Linked DNA regions of Mus musculus: region 2 is linked to region 1. Evidence: chromatin loops called from intact Hi-C (ENCODE). Cell type or tissue: heart. All regions are shown on one strand. Each heading gives the region's core, and the rest is flanking DNA. Links, peaks and the distances in the headings are about the cores only.

What was found. A loop is a pair of places that touch in the nucleus more often than their neighbours do. Peaks named below come from ENCODE experiments on the same cell type or tissue, not always from the same donor. Only the 100,000 strongest peaks of a DNase experiment are listed, where the experiment ranks them.
Region 2: it touches region 1 in a loop (2.4-fold over the local background); 2 of 42 quality-filtered maps call a loop at or near these places.

Annotation. Positions count from the first base shown.
Region 1 is chr11:88,177,458-88,183,489 of GRCm38, reverse strand. It overlaps Cuedc1 (CUE domain containing 1), which reads right to left. Exons shown (of 11, transcript NM_198013.3): 4 at 883-1,009; 5 at 59-251. Among named protein-coding and RNA genes, the nearest start is that of Mrps23, 24 kb to the left of the region's middle. In heart, for the core only: CTCF peaks have their summits at 2,351, 2,887 and 3,929 (motif pointing right); DNase peaks (open chromatin) are centred at 2,099 and 2,809; H3K4me3 peaks cover 898 bases; H3K27ac peaks cover 3,538 bases.
Region 2 is chr11:88,115,923-88,121,954 of GRCm38, reverse strand. The region is part of intron 1 of Cuedc1 (CUE domain containing 1); the gene reads right to left. Among named protein-coding and RNA genes, the nearest start is that of Cuedc1, 20 kb to the right of the region's middle. In heart, for the core only: no CTCF peak of the experiment used is centred there; DNase peaks (open chromatin) are centred at 2,914, 3,784 and 4,164; H3K4me3 peaks cover 652 bases; H3K27ac peaks cover 3,705 bases.

The DNA of each region.
Region 1 (6,032 bases), core at 444-5,443:
GAGGCCCGAGGCTCCTGCCCTTGTCACTCTCTTCTGCGTGGTGAGGCTTGGTGCCCACCTCTCTCCAGGGCGAGGAGGAAGTCCCGGTTTCGCTGCAGCTCCTTCATGAATTCCTCATTCTGCAGGAAGAGGGCAATTCTCTCATCTTCCAGGTACTGTTTCCAGCGGCTGTCTTGGTCACAGGCCATGGGCCCTGGCGCCGGAGGTGGGCCTCCCTCTCCACTCATAGGCTTGGAGCCCCCGGGGTGACCCTGAGGAAGAGTGAGCATACACATCACCTACTTAAATCCATGTACAGCTGTATGCGCAGGTGTGCTTTCCCAAAATCCTCCTGTCTCATCATGTAGTCCCCTCCTCCCAACGGGACCCAGTCACTAGCCAGAATTCACTGGATAGCTCAGAACTGCCCATGCAGCAGAAGCAGGAAGAACATCAAAAGGACTTTTCCTCCCAACCTAGGGTCACCTCATTCCTTCTTTTGGAACCTAAATCATCCTGAAAATCAATTTGTAAACAGCTCAGCCACCTGTGCATGGACTCCCAGTCTCACATGTCCCTCTACGCCAGCTGCATGCCCCAATATCAGGGGCATCTTCTGAAAGAAGAGCCTATGGAAAGGAAAGCAGCAATCCCACCATTAGCTACCCCATTTCCCTCCCTCCAGCCTGAGGTGATGGTTGCAGCAAAAGAGCCAGGCCAGACGGGAAGCGAGGCTGTAGGTTTGCCTTTCTTTCCTTACAAATTCTAATCCACAGAAGCAGCCCAGCCTGAGCTTGAAAACCAGGAAGTAAAACTGGCTGGTACAGACCATGACAGATGTAGCCCAGGAGAGATGCTGGACAGGCAGGCAGGTAGGGTGGAGGTTCGAGGGCAGCCTCTTACCTGAATGCTGTCCATCTGCTGGGGAAGGATTCGGAGGAAGTCATCCGGGAGGCTGCCCAGCAGGGGTGGGTTCCAGTTTCTGTAGCGTCTCTGGCTTGCAGGTTGTCCGGAGCCTGGGACATCAATCCTGGGGGATGAGAGGTAAGGAGAGCAGGGCATAGTCAGGCTTAGCCATAGCTCTGTTGGCCCATCCCAGGCCCTTGGGCAGATGGAGATCTTGCTCAGAGTATCCAGTGCCTACACCGCTTTCTGAACAAAGGTGCAGGCATGCATTCTGCTGAACGAGGGAAACAGCAGACCAAGAAGGAAGGCAGCCAGTCAACATTGCAGACTTACATACGGACTTTCTGAATGTCCCCTACAGACTGGGGGGTGGGGGGTGGGGGTGGGGTCAGACATTTCTGTGCTATGTCCCTAGCTGGCACAGTGCTGGACTGTTAAATAATAGCGATCACACCCCACACACCCCCAACAGCAGACAAGTAGCCTGCCGACAGCCCGTTCTGTCCTCGTTTGTTGAGGCGGGAGCTCCCTGAGATTCCTGGACAATAAGCAGGTCTGAGTTCACATTCTGGCTCAACTATAGCCAGCAAAGGGGAGGGAACATTGAGGAGCCCCTGGTACTTTGTTATAAATTCTAGATCTTGCTGCTCTCCTGCCCAGGTACTAAGACACTCACACACACTTTCACACACACACACACACTCACACATATACATACACACACTCACACATATACATACACACATACTCACACACACACACACTCTCACACACTCACATACTCACACATACACACTCACACACACATATACACTCACAGACACACACATATACATACACATACACACACATACACATACACACTCACGCACACATACACTCACACACACACATACTCACACACACACTCACACACACACATCCCCATGAGCTGCAGCTTGAACAGATGGAGCCCAGAGTTAGGGTCTTGTTCCCAAGGGGTTCTATGGGGCCTCTCTTCCCAGACAAGGTGTGTCTGTGCTAAGCAGCCAGGACAGGAGAGGACCAAGGGCCTGGCTGCCCTGACCCCAGGCTCTATCCCAAGCCCAGGCCCGAAGGAAGCCTGGAGCTGGGCCAGGAGCTCCAGGACTCCCCAGCAGCCTGCTGCGTGGCAACCGCAGGACACGTGTCCTGCTGAATCAGGGAAATGACACATGGAGAAAGCAGGCGGCGGGGAGGTGGTGGGGGCCATGCTGGGCTCGGCCTGGCTTTGATTTGGCCTCCAGCTCCAGGAATCCCTCCACCCCCTCACTGGAGGGGAGCTTTTCCGTCTGCCGCTAACTTGTGGAAATAACTTCCTTTCCTTTTTCTATTTTGGGCTGGTGGCCCGGTGGGTACGAGGGGAGGGCTGAGGGGAGGGTGGGGGCAGCAGCAGACGGATAACCAGCTGCTAAGTGCTAGGGGGAGCTCAGCTCGAAGCCAGAGACACACATGGATATCCAGAGAGGCGCCTGCAGGGGAGCCCAGGGCTCGGTCTCCTCCACATTGCTCTGCCACTTATGTCCCTGTCCCAAGCTCTGGTTCCCTCCCAAGGCCCATCTGTCAGTCCCACAGACACCACTTCCAGCCATAATGGAAGAAGGCTTGTCTAGGCTTCGTTTGGGGCAAGGTAAACACCCCAACTCAGTTATATCTGGAATCCACCCAGACTGCCCAGGGAGAGTCCAAACTCTGACTAAGACCCTTCTAGCTTTTGTATTTCTGGGATGCCCAGGGGATGAGGGTTGACATGGGGAGAATTCCTTTTCTTCCAGAGTCTCCCGGGCTGCTGGGCACGGGTCCTGGAAAGTCCATCAGTCATCCTCCTCCGAACCCTGGGGTGAAGTCATCCTCAGCTGCCTGACTGAGGGAGGGGGCCAGCCCAGGGCAGGCAGCCCGGCAACTCCATTATGGTTGGAAAGGAATGGGAGAAATGAGCTGCTGAGGTAAAACAATTTCCACACAAAAACAGCAGGCGGCCTGTGGAGGGGCCTCCTGGGCTGCTGGGACTCAGGCAGATGGAGAGAAGAACCCAGCAGCAGTGGGGGAGGGGAAGGAGACCGAGGCCAAGAGGATCTTCAGGTACTGAGTCCCTGGAACCCCTAGACTTGAATTTCAGGCTGAGGTGGATGATGACGTCATGTGTAACCACAGGATGTTGGACCACCTACCTGGCTGGGAAGGATCTCAGACATGCGCCTTTCCAGAAAGGGGGGGGGGGTTAGTGGAGTCTGGACGTGCAGCCCACGTGGGCGGGACCCTGTCACAGGTCACTAAATGATGTAGCTGCATCATTCAGGCAAAACCTAAGCAAAGGACCCTAGCAGATGGGCCTGCGTCTTTGGATCCTGCGGGACAGTATCTGAGCTCTGAAACTGTCCTGTTACCAGGCTCATCCCAGGGACATGGTGACAGAAAGGGACCAGACCACTAGCTTCTCTCAAACCTAACCTTCAGCGGCCAAAGATTTTTAGAATACCAGTCTACCAGTGCCCTGCCGTGGTATAGTCCCACGGAGTCTCCTGTAGTTGCAGGGTAAGGTGTGTGTGTTCTTTGGAAGCTCCACGGAGCCCCCATGACCGACCCATGTTCCTCTCTGCTCACTGATGAACAGCTCCTCGAGATGGCCCCCCTCCCTGCTTCTCCTGTGCGTACACCACTCCCTCTGTTTAGAACAGAGTCCTGTCCTCAGTCTCACTAAAGTAAGGAGGTGTGGATGGCAGACCCTCGCTTGGACAGCAGCTTCTGGGCCCCCATGTTTGTGGTTCCTGAAATTCTGATCTACAGTAGAAGAGCCCAGAGGACAAGCAACACACACACACACACACACACACACACACACACACACACACACACACACACACACACACACTGTAATTGAAACTATTTAAGTACTTTGGGATAAACATTATAGTTTGGTCTGCAATGTCCCCACAGGCTTGTATGGTTGAACTCCTTGTCTGCAGTTAGTGGCACTGCTTTGAGAAGCTACTCTTTACAGGTGGGATCTAGGCCACTAGGGGCAGGCCTGGAAGGTTGCACCTGCCTCTGGCTCTAAACCAGCTCTCTCTGCTTCCTGATGCAGGTGATGTGAAAGGCCCACGGCCCTGTTCTGCCACACCTTTTCCTGCCACAGTGAACTAAAATCCCTCTCACACCATGAGCCAAATAAGCCTTCTCTCAATCCAGTCCTTGCCTTTGGGTGTTTTGCCACAGCAACATAAATGAAATAGAGGATTGAGACAAGCAACGACACAGAAGTCAAGCCAGGTGGTGGTGGCTTTAATTCCAGCACTCAGGAGGCAGAGGCAGATGGATCTTTTGAATTCTGGGCCAGCCTGGTCTACATAGCTAGCTCTAGAACAGGCAAGGCTGTACAAAGAAATCCTGTCTGGAGGCAGGGTAGGAGGAATCAAAAGAAAATCATTTAGCACCAGTACCCCGGAGCTCTTGACTCTAGCTGCATATGTATCAAAAGATGGCCTAGTTGGCCATCACTGGAAAGAGAGGCTCATTGGACATGCAAACTTTATATGCCCCAGTACAGGGGAACGCCAGGGCCAAAAAAATGGGAATGGGTGGGTAGGGAAGTGGGGGGAGGGTATGGGGGACTTTTGGGATAGCATTGGAAATGTAATTGAGGAAAATATGTAATAAAAAATATTAAAAAAAGAAGAAGAAGAAAGAAAATCATTTAGCTCTCATCTCCGTAAGCTGCTCCAGGCGTGACCTCTCTGGCAGTCTCACGAAGGTTCTAACTTTCACTCCCCAGCCTGCATCTCTTGTACCACCTGAGAACTCCATGGAGGACCTCTACCCCACCCAGCTAACTTTCCAAACTCTCAGCTTCCTAAGCTACATACAGTCTGACTTCTCAGCAGGGAGGAGAGGACATAGCGATGAAAACCCAGTACGATGACCTGGGTTCACACCCAGCCTTGGCCACTGGGGACAGCAGTAACCCTCTGGGGCTCAGCTTTGTCAGCTGTGAGATGGGCGACTGCACTGCTTACCACTGAAGTCCTTAAGTCATCGAGTAAAGGACCATGGCCGTCTCTGGCACACAGCAGCTGTTCTTACTGGCTCTCCAGGCTCCCCACTGTCACTGTTCTAGGGCTCTTAAGATGTCTAGAATTGGGGGATCACTATAGCACCCCCCCATCATCTCCTCTCACCTTGTCTGTCATTCTAACAAACAGCAGCTCCTGGACAAAGCAACCACACCTAGGCTCTAACATCTGCCAAACCCAGAGCCCAGAAAGCAAGCTCTTCACGTACAACGGACCCCACTGGCACTAGCTTCTTTTTAAGCTTCCAAAGAACAAGAGTCTCAAAGCTGAGACAAGTCTCCCGGGTCCTTGCTGCCCACTCTCCCGTCTCCCGTCATCAAACTAACCCAGAAAAAGACACATCTTCACATGGCTTTAAAATCCTCTCAACATCACTAGCTGAGGGGTGACAAACAGTCATCCCACTGGGGACTGACTGACAGCTACCTGGGGGTGCTGGGGTGGGAGGGATGCTGAGGTTCATCTTGCCTCCGCAGGAGACAGCACAATGATTAATTACTGATGTGTCCATGGGCTGGGGAAAGGAAGGGTCAGTACAAAATTTCATGAGCTCATCTTCCTACCCGTCCTCTCCCTTGATTACACATTCCAAGGACCCGGAGGCTGTGCCATATTTAATTAACTATATCCCATAGGCATATGCTGCTATAGCTAACTTGTGTTTGCTCTGCGGGCACTTTAGAGACAGCCATCTTCTCTAGCCTTCCTCTTTATTTTTAGGATCCTTTTACACTGAACCTGGAACTTACTGACTGGCTAACTCAGCTGGTCACTGAGCTGCAGGGAGCTGCCCGTCTCTGCAACTCCAGCTATTGGTGTGACAGATGTGGCCTGCTGTGCTCAGCTTTTACATGCAGAGGGCTAGGAATTCAAGCCCAGGCCCTCTTGCTTGTGCAACAAGCTCCCTGCCTCCTGAGAGACATTTCCCCAGTCCCACAGGGTTGAAGTTTTGAAAGTTATCCCAGGTGTCCCGTGAAAATGTCTCTTGCCACAGTCCAAGTGTGCAGTTAGTAGAATAATGTCTGGTGGGGGCCGCCAATTTCCCACTGTGGTTTATAC
Region 2 (6,032 bases), core at 667-5,666, 62 kb after region 1:
TGACGGCCATGCCTAAATAGGACTCCTTCAACTGTATTCATAAAGGGTGAAGAAGGGAGCTTTCCTGAGAATCCATGAAATTACAGATACGCAGGGCAAACACAGTAGAGAGGACTTAAAAGTTCCCTGCTAGTCTCAAGAAGACACAGATCCAGGTCCAGGGAGCACCAGGCTGGAAACTTCCTTGGGATCTCAGGTGGACTCCCGTGGAACTATATGCCTCTTCCCTCTGAGATACCAAATGGAATCATGGCACCTCCAGACCGGGAGCTGTGCATCATCTTACACAATGCCCCTCCCCGACTCTGCACTGGAAGGATGGTCCTTAACCTTAGGTGTGCCTCTCATCCAGGCCTAAAATCCCAGCCCTGGGGAGGCTGAGGCAGGAGAGTTGCTGCAAGTTGATACCAGCAGAGGCTACAAAGGAAAACCACTGTGTCTCAAAGAACACAAAACACTGGCCAGCAGGATGGCTGACTGGGTAAAGATACTTGCTGCCAAGCCAGAAGACCAGAGTTCAGGCCTCAGAAACCACATGTTGGAAGGAGAAAACTGACTTCCAAAAGAGTTGTCTTCTGACTTTCACATGTCAGCTTATTCGTGTACACACACACACACACACACACACACACACACACACACACTTTAAAAAAATGAAAAGAAAAGAAAGAACAAATCCCAGCACTTGGGAGGCAGAGGCAGGTAGATCTCTATGAGTTCAAGGCCAGCTTGGTCCACAGCGTGAGTTCCAGAACAGCCAGGGCTACCCAGTGAAACTCTGTCTTGAAAATGAATAAACAAAAAACAACAACAAATAAATTAAAAAAAAAAAAAGACACAAAAATCTCACCTGAGTCCTGACTACAGCAGCAGAATTTGATGTTTTAATGAACAGCAAGGTGGACAGAGGGCGGCTGAGGGAAGCCACTCTCTGATGGCTTAGGTGCTCAGTCTGAGGAACAATCCCAAAAGCAGCAGAAAATTCTGTCCCTTCCTAGTTCCCAGTGTGACTGCTGGTTCCTCCATCAGACCAAGTCACTCCTGGTATGAGAATGGTATCAGCTTCCCCCTCCCCCCACAAGGCTCCAGGTGATGCCTCTTAGTTTATGCTTATCAAGAAAAGTTTGGAAAGTTCATGAGTGCCTTCCACCCCAACCCCAGCTGGCAGAGGGCCTTTAAAGGCCTCCAATTTGGCCAATTAATCCACACGACAAGGAAGAGTCACAAAGGGAGGAGATGACAGAGATGTGGAGGAATAGAATTTGGCCACCAGATCTTGGTCCCAGTGTCTAGTCCTGAGTGAGACCCACCATGCTTTCCTGGGTGGGTGTAAATGGCCAGAGTCTTTACCCATGGGTTTTCTTGTCCCAGAATCACTACATTCACACCAGACCTGGAAGGTAGGCACCATGGTTGCCAGCAATGAGTTGTAGTCCACCAGACAGGATGCTGCATCCTCAGACTAACAGTGACTTGGGAACAAATGGCAGACACGACAGCTTTCCTGGGATTTTGTTTTGTTTTGTTTTAATCTATTTACCTTTATTTTATGTGCACTGGTGTTTTGCCTCCACGTATGTCTATGTGACAGTATCAGGTCTTGGAGTTACAGAGAGTTGTGAGCTGCTATATGGTTGCTGGGATTGGAAGCCTGGGTCCTCTAGAAGAGCAATCTGTGCTCTTAACAATTGAACCATCTCTTTGGCTCCAGCTTTCCTGTTTTTTATATATTAGGAATATAACAATAAAACGTGAAAGGGGAGAATTCTGGAACTGAGCCCCCCTGCAAAGGCAGCGAAGCCCACGATCAGCATTTCTCCTGAATCTACTGGCATTGGCACACTCGCACAGGAGTGTAGACTGCCAGTGTGGTCGCCTCACATTTGATGAATACTTTAGCGCCTCTTTCTCTTCTCTTCCCTCTCTTCTCTTCCCTCTCTTCTCTTCTCCTCTCATTTTCTCTCCAACCCCCTTGCAGCCCAAGTTTCTTTCCCTTCTAACTCCCTAAGTAGCCAGTGATGACCGTGAGATTGTGAGCCTCCTGCCTTTCCCTCCCCAGCTCTGATAGAACACATGCGTGCCACCATACCCAATTTTATGCTAAGCTGGGTAGTAAACTTTGTATATGTTAGGCAACAGGGCTACCTCCCAGCTCCAGTGTTATACATGTTACATATTCGATACCCAGCAAAGAATCTGCTTAGGTGGCCATGGCTAGCTTGACGCCATCAGCACAGGACTTCCCACACTAAGGTGCCCAGTGTGTGTGACTTTCCTCTCTCCTTTAAACGGCACAGACAGCCCGTTGCCTGGAGACTGGGCACACTCTTCTGTTCACTCTTCCTTTCATTCTCCAGCAGCAGGTCTGAAAACAGTGGCCTCCAGGAAATACGCTTGGGGCCAGGGCAAAGGGGGTGAGGAGAGGCAGGAGTGTGCTCTTCTCCCAGGCAGCGACACCCCCCAGCCCCCCTTCTCTCTGTCTTCCTTTTCCTCCCCAGGTCTGAAAGGCCCAGCAAACCAAAAGGCTCCCACAGGGAACAAGGCCCCCTTTGAAAGCCAGTGTTTGCCTGGAGCTGCCGGCAGACAAGGGTTGCCATGGCCACTGAGCACCTTTGCCAGCCAAGCCTAGGCAGGCCCAGAAGAGCAGCTTAAACCACCAGACGCCCCAACTCTAACCCCTTCTAGGGTCCCAACTACTGTCAAACACACCTGTCCTGAGGCCCTATGGCTGTTGGAAGGTGATAATTGGGGAACCTCTAGACTGAAAACCTAACACCGGAAGGGACCAGAGGATGGAGGCCCCTCCCTGAGACACCAAGCAGAAATGTCAGGGCTCAGGGCTCGGAGCCACCGTGCTGGGGAGCAGCTCGCCAGAGCCATACTGCCTCAGGACCTGCCCTGCCTCCTGGGCCAGAGCCTGGCTGTGCTGCTAATGGGAATGACTTATTTATGTAATTCATTATCACTGGGGCCTGGATCCAAGAGAGGTGGGTGGAGGCCAGGCCCCAGCTGCTGAGGGAGGAAAGGGAGGGGCTGTCCTGAGGCTCAGTCTGGACCTGGCAGCCACAGAGCTTGCTGCTGCTGACTGCAGGGACCAGAGGACAAAGGCAAGGAGGAAAGGGGACAGGGCTGGACCCTGGAGGCTCCGTGGGGCTCTTGAGAGTGAGAATAGAATTCCTCAGAAGCAGAGGCCTAGCATACTTTTGCCTTTAAACTGCTCTGTGGTCCAAAAGGCGTCTTCATCTAAAAAACAAAAAACAAACAAACAAACAAACAAAAACCAGGCAGTGGTGTACACATATTCAAGCCCAGCCCTCAGAAGGCAGGGGCAGATGGCTCTGTGAGTTTGAGGCCAGCCTGATCAATAGAGTGAGTTCCAGGACAGCTAAGGTTACATAGTGAAACCCCATCTCGAAAATCCAAAAACCAAACAAAACAACAAAATAAACAAAAAAACTCCGAGCTCTGCAGCTTCAAGACGGAAATGCTCTCGTGTCCAACAGGAGGCCTCCTATACCTGACCCAGGATGGAAAGGAAGAGCCTAGAACCTTCCAGCATTCTGCAGTCATCCCTAAGATCCATCATGGAGGCTCCAGTGGAGGGGCAGGGGAACGGATCAGGCTTGGGATGACAGGTGGCTGGAGCTGGCTCCAGGGGCTGAGGCAGCGTGTCCACCCCAGCACTCACACCCCAGACAGGGCCAGGTTCTTAGGAAGATCCTCGTTCGAAGCCTCTGAGAGGCCCAGGCTGCCTCTGTGGCAGTCTCTCCATTTCTTTATCCCTGCCCCTGCCCCTGCTCTAGCTCCTGCCCGTCTGAGGGACTACATCTGTCCAATCTGGGAATTGGTCTCCGTCTTCCTTTCCTTCCTCTTCCTCCCCCTCCCCTTCCTCTCTCTCCTCTGTCTTGCTGTCTCTCTCCCAGACGTCTTACGTGCCATGCTGGAACTCTCCATAGAGATGAGGAAGTATGAACTTGAACTCCTGCCTCTACTTCCCCACGTTTGTGGGGTTTTGGTTGTGAGGATCAAACCTAGAGATTTGTACCTATTAGGGAAGCACTCTCCTAGCCAAGCTCCCTCTCTAGCCCTGTGGCCTTGGTTTCTAATAATAATATTAGTGATTCACTGAGCACCCGTTTCCTGTGATCCTCACCACACCCCCGAGAGGAGGGGAGGAAACACTGGCCATTAGGAAGTCTGCACAGGTCACATCACCAGTAAGTGAAGAACAAGGGCCCAAACCTAGCTGTTCAGTTTTCACCCCCTTGGTATAAAAATGCTCACACAGAGAGTCTTTCAAGAGCAGAGCAAAGCAAGCCCCACAGGGCTGAGTCGATTTCCTTATAGGTACCCAGCCCGTCGGGGTAGAGTAAGGACAATGTCCAGAGTGCTAAATCCGGACCAACATCCTCTCCCGGTCACACCATTTCAACCACAGAAACAGCTGTGTTTATGTAGGGGAGAGAGACACATTTGCTCTCTGTTTTACAAGGTTATCATCCCAGTAGCCTATAAACCTGCCTTACCTCCTCCAACAGTAGCCTGGCTGAACCCTGCCATCTGGCCCCCACATCCTGTTCCATGACCATCCCACAAAGAGCTCCCAAGCCTTGACCAAGACTTTTCAGTTCTATCGTGTAGCGTTACAGACCTACCCGTGCCCTGTTCAGGTAGTGCTGTGTCCCAAGGTTCTCAGTGAAGTCCCACCCCCACCATACCAGCTCACACTGAAGTGGTCCCTTAGAGTTCTCACATCTTTCTGCCAGGTATCATCCGACCAACCCTACTCGACCTGGTCCAAGGTGGTAAGTCTGGCATGCTTCTGAGTACATCCCCAGGTCATGTCTCTACTGTGAGGATGCCTCCATCCCCATTGATAAGGGAAAATCCTGTAGTGATATGGAGTGCCATATGACCATGTCTACAAATCACAGCTGATTGGACCAGCAGAAGGCAGACTCACGTGAGTCAGTTAGATTCTTCCCCCAGGAACATATTTGATTCAAGGTCCAGGCACTGTTTGGCTTTCTGGTTATTAGAAAGAGGGTGGGTGTATTTGAGAACCAAGAGACTATGATGCCAGATTCACATTCACAAAAGCAAGGGTATCCGCAGGTATACCAGGAAGAGGCACCTTTCCCCCCAAGGCATCTTGGAGGCCAGCATTGCTCCCTGCTCTCAGTTCCTCAATTCTCCCATTACTTCAATAGTTCTGTTCTTGTACTCAGGGGAGTCTGAAACCAAGACAGACTGGTCTTACTGTTCCTCTACACAGATAAGAAAAGGGTTCCAGACGTGGCATTCGTAAACGAATGTCAATGCCAACATGTCATTCTGCGGTTGTTAAAAGCCCTGCTATGTGACCGTCTCTTCAATGCTATCTCCCACCTCCTTTCTGGGCCTACGTAGCAGGTGTTCTCCTTCTGTCCAAGTAAAAAACAGTGGCCGGGCAGGCAACTCAGCCAGAGGCACTTCCGTAGATCTATCACCAGCCACGGGAATATAAAAGTCTGTCCTTAGGAAGCTGAAGATAGTCCTTTATCCCTCTTCCTTTCCAGCTCCCCATGCTGCCTGACCCGCTCTGGTAAGACGTGTGAACAGAAGTAGCAGGCCAGGTGTGGTGGTCTGTGCCTCTAACCCCAGCCACTTTAGAGACTGAAGCCAGAGGGTCAAGGGTTCCAGACCAGTCTTGGGCGTAGAGTGAATTCCAGGCCAGGCTGAGAACCATAGCGAGACCCTATCTCAAAAACAAAGCAAGGCCCTGAGATAACTTAGCAGATAAAAGTGCTATAGCGTGCTTACACACATACAGATACGAGTGAATGTTTTTTTTTTTTTTAAATGGGGAGGAGAGGACAAAGTCTCACTATGTAGTCCAGTCTGGCCTGAAACTCTCTATGTAGACCAGGCTAGCTTGAATTTGCAGATATCCACCTGCCTCTGCCTTCTAAGTAAATGGTTCTTCCTCCCTCTTCTGCTCCTGCCACCACCTCCCAGGTTCCAGATGGAGTTGTCACAAGTCAAGACTACCT